Regions from separate parts of the Homo sapiens genome. Here region 1 is linked to region 2. A link is an interaction called in ENCODE POLR2A ChIA-PET data of the cell type or tissue named here. Cell type or tissue: GM12878. All regions are shown on one strand. Each heading gives the region's core, and the rest is flanking DNA. Links, peaks and the distances in the headings are about the cores only. Region 1 overlaps STARD7 (StAR related lipid transfer domain containing 7). Region 2 overlaps NCAPH (non-SMC condensin I complex subunit H).

The links. ChIA-PET counts read pairs that join two places held together with the same protein. Peaks named below come from ENCODE experiments on the same cell type or tissue, not always from the same donor. Only the 100,000 strongest peaks of a DNase experiment are listed, where the experiment ranks them.
Region 1: POLR2A ChIA-PET joins it to region 2 with 5 read pairs; 4 of 35 experiments call an interaction of 5 or more read pairs at or near these places.

Annotation. Positions count from the first base shown.
Region 1 is chr2:96,179,902-96,185,277 of GRCh38, forward strand. It overlaps STARD7 (StAR related lipid transfer domain containing 7), which reads right to left. Exons shown (of 8, transcript NM_020151.4): 8 at 4,958-5,376. Among named protein-coding and RNA genes, the nearest start is that of STARD7-AS1, 26 kb to the right of the region's middle. In GM12878, for the core only: no CTCF peak of the experiment used is centred there; no DNase peak of the experiment used is centred there.
Region 2 is chr2:96,341,986-96,347,361 of GRCh38, forward strand. It overlaps NCAPH (non-SMC condensin I complex subunit H), which reads left to right. Exons shown (of 18, transcript NM_015341.5): 3 at 65-155; 4 at 771-863; 5 at 1,181-1,319; 6 at 2,120-2,244. Among named protein-coding and RNA genes, the nearest start is that of NCAPH, 8.9 kb to the left of the region's middle. In GM12878, for the core only: a CTCF peak has its summit at 3,597; a DNase peak (open chromatin) is centred at 2,236; H3K4me3 peaks cover 749 bases; H3K27ac peaks cover 2,282 bases.

The DNA.
Region 1 (5,376 bases), core at 110-5,109, 160 kb before region 2:
ATTGCTTGAGGCCAGTTTTGAGACCAGCCTGGGCAACATGGTGAAAGCCCACCTATAAAATAAATACAAAAATTATCCAGGTGTGGTGGCTCGTGCTGTAGTCCCAGCAGAGGTGGGAGGATTGCCTGAGCCCAGGGAGTTGAAGACTGCAGTAAGCCTTGACTGCGCCACTGCAATCCAGCCTGGGTGACAGAGTGGGACTCTGAAAAAACAAAAGTCAAGCAAGCAGGCAAGCCTAGGCCAGGCACAGTGGCTTACACCTGTAATTCCAATACTTTGGGAGATCTAGGTGGGAGGATCACTTGAAGTCAGGAGTTTGAGACCAGCCTGGGCAACACAGTGAGACCCCATCTCTACAGAAAAATTAGATGGGAATGGTGGTGCATGCCTGTGGTTGGTCTGGGCTACTCAGGAGGCTGATGTGGGAGTTCACTTAAACCCAGGAGTTCAAAGCTGCAGTGAGATCTGATGGCACCACAGCACTCCAGCCTGGGCACCAGCGAGACTATCTCAAAAAATAAAATTTTTTAAAAAGCAAGCTCATGGGGCATATGTTCTCAAGATCTCCTGAGGGCTGTGTCACTAGCCAAAAAATAAAAATAAATAAATAAATAATAAAAAATAAAGCAAGCTATGATCCAAGCTTCCAAACAAGTCAACTACCCCCAGGGGAAAGAATCTGGCAGTATTTATAAACATTAAGTTTTAGGGGGAAAATAAAAAAATTTAAAAACATAAGTTTTAAGCCATGCTGCCAGCTGTCTTTGGAGATGTTAGAGCTAGGTCTGCATCCTGGCTGTCACTTCCTGTGTGACCCTGAGCAAGAAAATTACTTAACCTCTAATGCCATCTCTTCATTTTATAGATGAGGCACTAGCTACATACTCACAGGGCTATAGAATTAGATGAAGGCATGAAGCATGGTGCCTGGCACAGTAGATGCTCAATAATGGTGGCTATTATTGGCTAATCCCAAACTCAGCATAAGCCAACAGTATGACAAGACTTACATCAGTAGTATGCGGATCTAGGAAGACTGTTGCCTCTCTAGCCTATTTGTCTCCCTTTGATCACATTCAACATTTAACACTTGTTCATGTACACTTGCACAACACTTGCTCACCCCTAGAGGTTTCAATGGTCTGGGGTGGGGCCAGGCTTTGGGAGTTTGCAAAGCTTCCCAAGTGCAGCCAAGCTTGAAGACCACTGCTCTACATTCTATTATATGAAGCACAGGTGAAGTTACAAAAGGTAGACTACTGTTCTAGATGAAAAGTGGCCAAAGAAGGCCGGGCGAAGTGGCTCACGCCTGTAATCCCAGCAGTTTTGGGGGCTGAGACGGGTGGATCACTTGAGGTCAGGCGTTTGAGACCAGCCTGGCTAACATGGTGAAACCTCATCTCTACTAAAAATATAAAAATTAGTTGGGTGTGGTGGTGCACGCTTGTAATCCCAGCTACTCGGGAGGCTGAGGCAGAAGAATTGCTTGAACCCGGGAGGTGGAGGTTGCAGTGAGCTGAGATGGTGTCAATGCACTCCAGCCTGGGTGACAGAGCAACACTCTGTCTCACAAAAAAAAAAAAAAGTGGCCAAAGAGACAAATGCAACACACGATAATTAATCTTGGGTTGGGGAGGCTATAAAAGTCATTTTGGAAATTTTAATATGAACTGCATTATTAGATATTGTGGCATTGTTATTTATCTTGTGTGCTCATGGTATTGTGGCTACACAGAACACCTGTATTATAAAAAGCATGCTCAACTGTTTAGGGGTGAAATACCATGATGTTTGCATCCTACTTTCAAATGATCATGACACTGTGTATATAGAAAGAGAAAGCACACACAGCAGATGTTAAACACCAGCAAAGGGAAGGGTATACAACGTAGTTTCTTCGTCTTTTTCTATATATATATACATTTTTTAAAATGAAAACCTCATACTAACACTCAACCCACGGTCACCACGCTGTGATAGCTAAGCCCACGCTAGCTATTAAAGCATCACTACTTTCCTATTATTTGGTTCTCCTGTTCATAGAACACTCAGTGCTGCTGTCTCACAACATGTCTACACAAACCACACAACAAAAACTGCAAGGCCTATAGAGAAATGGGTTTAGGTGTGCAATACTCAAATCTTTGTGACACATAAAAAGGTACCAGTTTCAAATATGTCAATGGTTAAGAAATAAAGCAGTCTACCTTGACCTGCAATTTGCAGGCAGAAACACACTGGACAGCCCACCCAGCTCCCACGCGTACCACCCTGCATGAAGAGGAAGAGAACAAAAGATAAGACAAAGTGAGAGAAAACATAGAGAAAAAGAAGAAAGATTGGGCTGGGCGCAGTGGCTCACGCCTGTAATCCCAGCACTTTGGGAGGCCAAGATGGGCAGATCACGAGGTCAGGAGATCAAGACCATCCTGGCTAACACGGTGAAACCCCAACTCTACTAAAAATACAAAAAATTAGCCAAGCGTGGTGGCAGGCACCTGTAGTCCCAGCTACTTGGGAGGCTGAGGCAGGAGAATGGCGTGAACCCGGGAGGTGGAGCTTGCAGTGAGCTGAGATTGCGACACTGCACTCCAGCCTGGGCAACAGAGCAAGACACTCCATCTAAAAAAAAAAAAAAAAGAGCTATAAAATTTGCCGGGCACGGTGGCTCACACCTGTAATCCCAGCACTTTGGGAGGCCAAGGCAGGTGTATCACCTGAGGTTGGGAGTTCAAGACCAGCCTGACCAACATGGAGAAACCCCGTCTCTACTAAAAACACAAAATTAGCCAGGGTGGTGGCGCATGCCTGTAATCCCAGCTACTCAGGGGTCTGAGGCAGGAGAATCGCTTGAACCCGGGAGGCGGAGGTTGTGGTGAGCCGAGATTGTGCCATTGCACTTCAGCTTGGGCAACAACAGCAAAACTCTGTCTCAAAAAAAAAAAAAAAAAAAGCTATAAAATTTTAGCCGGGCACAGTGGCTCATGCCTGTAATCCCAGCACTTTGGGAGGCTCAGGCGGGCGGATCACGAGGTCAGGAGTTTGAGACTGGCCAACATAGTAAAAACCCACCTCTACTAAAAATACAAAAAATTGGCAGGGCGTGGTGGCAGGCACCTGTAATCCAAACTACTTGGGAGGCTGAGGCAGAATAGCTTGAACCCAGGAGGCAGAGGTTGCAGTGAGCTGAAATCGAGCCACTGTACTCCAGCCCGGTCAACAGTCCGAGACTCTGTCTCGGGAAAAAAAAAAAAAAAAAGCTTTAAAATTTTATCACCAGTGTAGTTTTGTGTATCTAACACCACAGTTGACTGTGGTGGTAGACCAGCATCGCAAGGGATCCCTGGTGTTGCTCTGGTTTGTTGTTTGGTTTTTCGAGTTTCGCTCGTTGCCCAGGCTGGAGTGCAATGGTGTGATCTTGGCTCACTGAAACCTCTGCCTCCCGGGTTCAAGCAAATCTCTCGCCTCAGCCTCCTGAGTAGCTGGGATTACAGGTACCCACCACTGTGTCCAGCTAATTTTTTTGTATTTTTAGTAGAGACGGGGTTTCACCATATTGCCCTGGTTGGTCTCAACCTCCTGACCTCGGGCGATCCGCCTGCCTCGGCTTCCCAAAGTGTCAGGATTACAGGTGTGAGCCACCCTGCCTGGTCTATGTGGTTTTTTTTTTTTCTTTAAGACAGAGTCTTGCTCTGTCACCTGGGCTGGAGTGCAGTGTCGTGATCTTGGCTCACCGCAACCTCTGCCTCCTGGGTTCAAGTGATTCTCCTGCCTCAGCCTCCTAAGTAGCTGGGATTACAGGCATGCACAACCACACCCAGCTAATTTTGTATTTTTAGAAGAGACGGGGTTTCTCTATGTTGGTCAGGCTGGTCTTGAACTCCCGATCTCAGGTGATCCACCAGCCTCGGCCCCCGAAAGTTACAGGCATGAGTCACTGCGCCCGGCCATTTCTAAATCAATCTTCCATTTCTAAAATTTTGTCACTTAAAAATGTTATAGGCCGGGCACGGTGGCTCACGCCTGTAATCCCAACACTTTGGGAGGCCAAGGTGGGTGGATCACTTAAGGCCAGGAGTTCGAGACCAGCCTGGCTAACATGGTGAAAGCCCATCTCTACTAAAAATACAAAAATTAGCCAGGTTTGGTGGCACACACCTGTAGTCCCAGATACTAGGGAGGCTGAGACAGGAGAATTGCTCGAACCCGGGAGGTAGAGGTTGCAGTGAGCCGAGGTCTCGTCACTGGACTCCAGCCTAGGCGAGAGTGAGACTCCGTCTCAAAAAAAAAAAAATTAGAGAGGTAAAACACAAATGAGGTTGAAAGAGAATAAAGAGCAGAGTGTGAGGCAGAGCCAGGATGGCCGATGGAAGGGCTGCGGCTTGCAAGCATGAGATGGGGCGTGCGGTTCTCTGGAATCAGATGGTACACCACACAGGGACGTGTGCCTTGTGTGTTCCTATGCAGCTCAGTTCAACTGGGTGTGCTTTTGTGTTCACCTAGTGCTTCCCACAGGCAAAATTACACATAAACTCATGTTATGCTCAGAGCATGCCAGCAGGACTGCCCCTCCGCCAAGAGCGCTGACTTGACCCTCTCCTCAACCTCAACCCTAGACCTCAGGCCTGCTTCTGTCCCTCCTGATTTCTACCGTCTGCTAAGCTCTAGCACTGCTCCCTCCAAAGTGATCTTTTTTTAAAGGGAAAGGATATGGGTCAGTATATCAAGCTAGGGAAGTGGACATAGGTGGTTTATTTTCAGTTGCCAAGCAGGTCACTTGGAAAGGGCTCGTGGTCTAGGCAAACTGTGTCAGCCACTATCTACCAAGAATGAACAAGCCCTGCCACTTCCACCTCCCAACTCTCAGAGTAAAATTCTTTTCAACTTTGTGATCAGAAAGAAATGGTAAGTCCAATATGCAAGATTTTTCCACCACCATTTGTCCAAAGACAAACACTTTTTTTTGTACCAATCTTTATGTATTTATTCACACATTTGATAAAAATGTCACAGTTAGGAGTGAAATCATTACAATGACATGAGTAACTGTACAGACAGACCCCAAGTGCAGAATCAAATTGCCCTAAGTCAGAACATGGAGCAACCGCAACTCCTTCGCACTTGTGCATGTGTGTGCGCTCGCAGACGCACACACACACACACATATTCTCTCTCTCTCTTATGCACACATCCATCCACATCCCAACAATTGCAGGTGCTAAGTTTGGACATAACCCAGGGACTCTTCCCTGACTTCTGTCAGGTCCTGGAAAGAAGAAGTAATAAATGAAAAGCAGCTGGGACTGCTCGATGCATCTCTCCTCTTCCAACAATGACGCGGAGAAGGCAAGACATACACTGGGGCAGCTACTTCCT
Region 2 (5,376 bases), core at 294-5,293:
GGTTTTGAAAATTTAAACTATCATGGATTCTTGCCAGAGTTGTTTGTTTTTGTTTTCCATTTAGGAGTATTGACATTTCAGCTACTATCCCCAAGTTTACAAACACGCAGATTACGGAACATTACTCCACCTGTATCAAACTGTCCACTGAAAATGTGAGTATTTGCTGGTTTATTATTGAAGACGTAATCCCTTGATCACAGGGGAAATCCAGCTATCTTGTTTCTGTAGATAATGCACAATCAATGATGATAATTCTCTGGTGAGTCATCTTAGTGCTGGTGGTTTTACTGTTTACTCTGGACCCGTGGTGCACCTCCTGAGAGGCTGCCAGCTATCTGCTGTGTATCTAGAAAGGCAGCATGGCGCATGAGTTAATAGTAGAGTTCTGGAGCTAGCCTGAGTTGGAGGCTACATGCTTCTAAGCTGTGTGTGAGCCACCCAACCATTTTGCTTCCGTGTCCTCTGGAGAATGGGGGTAGTGCCTGCCTCATGAAGTTGTTTGGAGGGTGAGTCCCTTTGTGTGCAGTGCTTAGAGCAGGGCCTGCACACACTGAGCATTCAGGAATTTTGTGCCGTCATTCCCTAGCCTTGAACATGAGGACATGCCTGTGAGGATTTGGCTCTTGACAAGTGTTTTTGGGAAGAGAGATCAGTGACAATATGTGGGTATTCCTATGTAAAGACTTAGCTTCCTCTGTTAAAAGCAGCATTATTTACATGAGCCTAGGCTATAAATAACAATCCTTTCTGCAATTTTCTGTTTTCAGAAAATCACTACCAAGAATGCTTTTGGTTTGCACTTGATTGATTTTATGTCAGAGATTCTTAAACAGAAAGACACCGAACCAACCAACTTTAAAGTAAGAAGGATGTCCACTTTCTCTTGCATCTGAATTAAATGATGATGATTTCTACTACTTGGCATAACACAGTTGAATGCTGCAAATACATGAGAGACTTCTCATTTAGATGTTATGTTAGTTAATTTACTTTCTTTTCCTAAACTGATGAAATACAGAGAGAATATATATTCTGTTTATTCCCTATCAGTCATAGAGGGATCTTTGTCATTGCTTCCTTGGGGCAAGTAAATATTTTGTGAAGCTTGCTGTGTTTTACCTGTTCAGAAGTTGTTTTTTGTGTATCTTTGTGAGTGCAGCTCTGATTGTTTGACTAGGTGGCTGCGGGTACTCTGGATGCCAGCACCAAGATCTATGCTGTGCGCGTGGATGCCGTCCATGCCGATGTATACAGAGTCCTTGGGGGGCTGGGCAAAGATGCACCGTCTTTGGAAGAAGTAGAAGGCCATGTTGCTGGTAGGTGGGTAGGGATCTGGATTTAAGTGGCTCTTTTTAGGGCATACCAGGTAGTTACTTGAGTAATATACTAGAAGAAGGTCACAAGAAATAAGTGATCTCATTTTATTGAAGACAGGGCATTTTTAGAACCATATATGGTCTTACGTGAGAAGATACTCAAACACTAAAATTATATTTCCTTGAAAAAGAGAAGGGCCTTATAAAAGCGTTTATATTTTATTTAGGCCAGGTTGTGTAAACATCACCAACTAAGGAACTTCTGATCTGGGAGTCTTTGGAAATGGACTTGCGTGAGAAGCCAAATCTAATAGTTTGGTTTCTCCATAAGTTGCAGATTAAATATGCCTGATGTTTTGAGAGAACTGCGTGTTTTTTGTTTGGTTGGGGTTGGAGTTTTGTTTTTTTTTTTTTTGAAACGAGGCTCACTTTGTCACCCAGGCTGGTATGCAGTGGTGTGATCTGGGCTCACGGCAGCCTCTGGCTCCCAAGTTCAAGTGATCCTCCTGCCTCACCACCCCAAGTAGCTGGGACTACAGGTGTGCATCTCCATGTCTGGCTAATTTTTGTACTGTTTTGTAGAGACGGGGTTTTGTCATGTTGGCCAGGCTGGTCTTGAACTCCTGAGCTCAAGTGATCCGTCTGCCTCAGCCTCCCAAAGCGCTAGGATTACAGGCATGAGCCACCACACCTGGCCTCACATGTTTAAATTACGACAGGTTTTGAAGAACTTGAGTTAGTAAGTTCATCACATGCTTCAAAGCAGCCCTTGCAGTACGCAATTGTATTTCTCCTTTTAGATGGAAGTGCTACTGAAATGGGAACAACCAAAAAGGCTGTAAAGCCAAAGAAGAAGCACTTACACAGAACTATTGAGCAGAACATAAACAACCTCAATGTCTCCGAAGCAGATCGGAAGTGTGAGGTGAGGAACTGTATGCGCAGTGTGGTTTCTGACTAATTCAGAACCTTAGGGGCTGAGACTTGGCAGGGCTAAGGCTGCCTTGCTGGTATGTGCCTGTTTAAGCCTCAAGGGAGTAAAATATTCAACTGATATCTCTGCATTATCATCTTTTAGCTTGACAGTAAAGACTAAAAGTAAGTCCCTCAGTGTTTCAGAATGATTCAAAAGGAAGAGACTGCAAATTGCTGAGAAATCTAATTGATAAAAAATTAATTTTATTTCCTAGTAAATGTAGCAGTGGTTATGTTAGCTAACATTTAATGTACACATAGTGAGCACCATGTGCTTCCTTAAGCCTGTAACCTGTATTAACTCATTTAATCCTCACAACATTCTTGTATCATTTTAGGAAGAGGTAACTGAGGCACAATGACTTGCCTGAAACGACACATCTAGTAAGTGAGCTAGAAGTTGAAGCTAAGTGGTCTAACTCCAGAATCCTAGCTTTAAATCATCTATCTAGCAAATCCTAAGGAATCGGCTTAAACAAATGGTACTGGAGGCCTCATCTATAATTAGCACAGTTAATTTAAAGCAAACAGGTGTTACTACAATTTTATTTTTTAATTCTGCCATTAAAAACATTGTTTCAGTGAACATTCTAATACATATTATCTTTGCACTCGTATGGGAGAATATCTGTAAGAAAATTCTGAGACATGGATTTTAAGTTGCCCTCAAAAAAAGGTACTAATTTACTCTCCCACTAGCAGTAGACTAGATTACTTTTCTCTCTTACCTCCACAACATTCATAAATGGTAATTAAGGTCACAAAACTAGAATTGGTCACCAAGGAAATGAATGTATATGGGAAAAAGACTGGGAGTTCCTTTTCCCCAATCTTAGGAGTTCAGAGAGCTGAAAAAACATCCAGTAGGTAGGAGGAAAACCAGAAGAGCGTGGTATCCAAATGAGAAAATATTTCAGGGAGTGGGGAATGATCAACCATGCCAAATGTGGCAACCTGAGGCCACTAATGAGCTTGGAGTGGGGGCCCCTCTGAAACTCAAGCTCAGACCTCCAGGGAAGGGCTTGGCTGGTGCTAGTGTCCCTGAGTTTGAGGGAGGGGATTGTGTGCCCAGGACCCAGACCCTGGAACGGGGGCATGCTGGCTGGTGCTGGTGTCTCAATAAGGCTGGTTCTGTGAGTGTGAAAATCTGCCAGTGGGGTTCAGCTGCTGCTACAGGTGGGCTCTGCTGCAGCCGGGGTGGAACACTGCTGGGTGACGCTCTCCTAACATGCAACCTGCAGAAAGGAGCAGTGCCTTCTCTCCCTTGGAGCCTGTAGTCTCCCTCTAGTGCCCCTACTTGGTAAACCCTAACAGGGAGCTGCCGGCAAAGCTGAATGTCCCAGACCCTGCATCACAGCCAAGGAGAGAGGGTAGGCTTAGAGCTGAGAGGCAGTAGCTTAGTAACTGGGACATGGTGAAGTGTCATGAGGATTACTGACAAAAGACTCTGGGGTGGGGAGAGAGATATATATAGAGAGAGTAAATGAAAACAAATATGCAAAATGCTACCCATTGGGTAATCTGAGTAGAAGCTTTACAGAGATTCGTATTACTGTTTCAACATTCTTGTGGATCTGAAATTTTTTTTATGATAAATGGGAGGAAAGGACTGAAAACACTTGAATATAGGTAGTTGTTTTGAAGAGTTTTGCTATAATTTGGAGCAGAGTACTGGGATAGCAAATGGAGGGAAAAGTAAGGCCAAGAGTTTTGATTTTGTTTTTGAATGGGAGAAATGACAGCATATTTTGTTGATGACAGCAGTCTAGTTTGGAGAAGGGATTATTGATGATGCAGCAGAAAGGAGAATTGCCAGGCTGATGTCCTTGCGCAGGTGAGAGGTAGGGAATGGACAGCACAGGTTGGGCTCGGCTGACGGGTGTTGTTTGGGTGCACTCATGGGGGAGCCTTCTGGATACTGTCTTAAAACAGGAAGCCAGGTCATCAGCTTACAGTGAGGATAGGGAAGGAAGGCACTGGGGGCGTGAGGAGGGGAAAGGGTAGGAAAGAGTCCTCTAGGAGGTGGGCGAGTACATGAACTAGGGAGATATGGTGTGACTGTTAGACAACTTAGGGTCTACTTGAGGGTGGTGGCAGATGGATATAAAGTGAGGTCAGTCAGCATTATTTTGTGTCTCTGTCCAGCCGTGAATAGCTGTGTGGGTACAATCATGGAGTAGGCAGAAAGTTGGGTTTAATATGGGATCCTGTTGAGCTGAGTGAATGGACACAGCTGGAAAGGGACACTGGAGGAGGTGAGTGCATGTGTAAAGGTGTGGTTGCATTCACTGCTTAGGGAATTTTACCTCGGAAGACAGGGGAATGAGGGCAGTGGAAAGTAATATAATCAGTAGATTGTAGGCCTGGTGGGGTCAAAGACTTCGTGGTGTTGGGGACAAGAAGGGGTGAGCTGGAAATGTAGGAGGTGGTTGCCAGAGAGGGGCCCTAGAATTGAGGATATAGAGAGGTTGCAGTCATGGTTAATGAGTCAACTCAGAGCAGGCAAGGGAGCAAATGGCGGAGGCGGGGTAGGGGTCTTACTAGGCTGTCTTGGTGTCTTACTTGGCTGTCTTGGAGTCCTGGGTTTCTTAGGATGGAGACCATTGAAGGAGAGGATATCAACCAAGAGACAGTGTACTGGATGGATCAACATATGGATATTGAAATCAATAAGAGCTACACCAGGAATAAATTTGGAGACTAGTAATGAGCCATAAACTAATACTAAGATCTTCTGAGAAGAAGGACAGGTTGTGACCTGGGGATTGGAAGATGACTGCAACACAGATGGGCAGACAGTGGCAAAAGCTGATGTTGTACTCAGAGCTGGGGCATTAGAAATTGGGAGGGGGGATAGTTGGATGCTGCAATCACCTGGCCCACCTGTAGGCCACTGGTTTGACGGCTGTGAAGAGAAAGCAGCCACTGCAGAGGCCCGCAGGGGAAGCCTATCCTCAGGCTGGCACCATGTCTCAATTGGAGCAGTGCCCCTCAGCCTGTTTTTTTTTTTTTTTTATCACTTTTGCCCCTTCAGACCCATTTAGACATTTTGTGCCTACTCCTTCCCCTTAAAATGAAATAC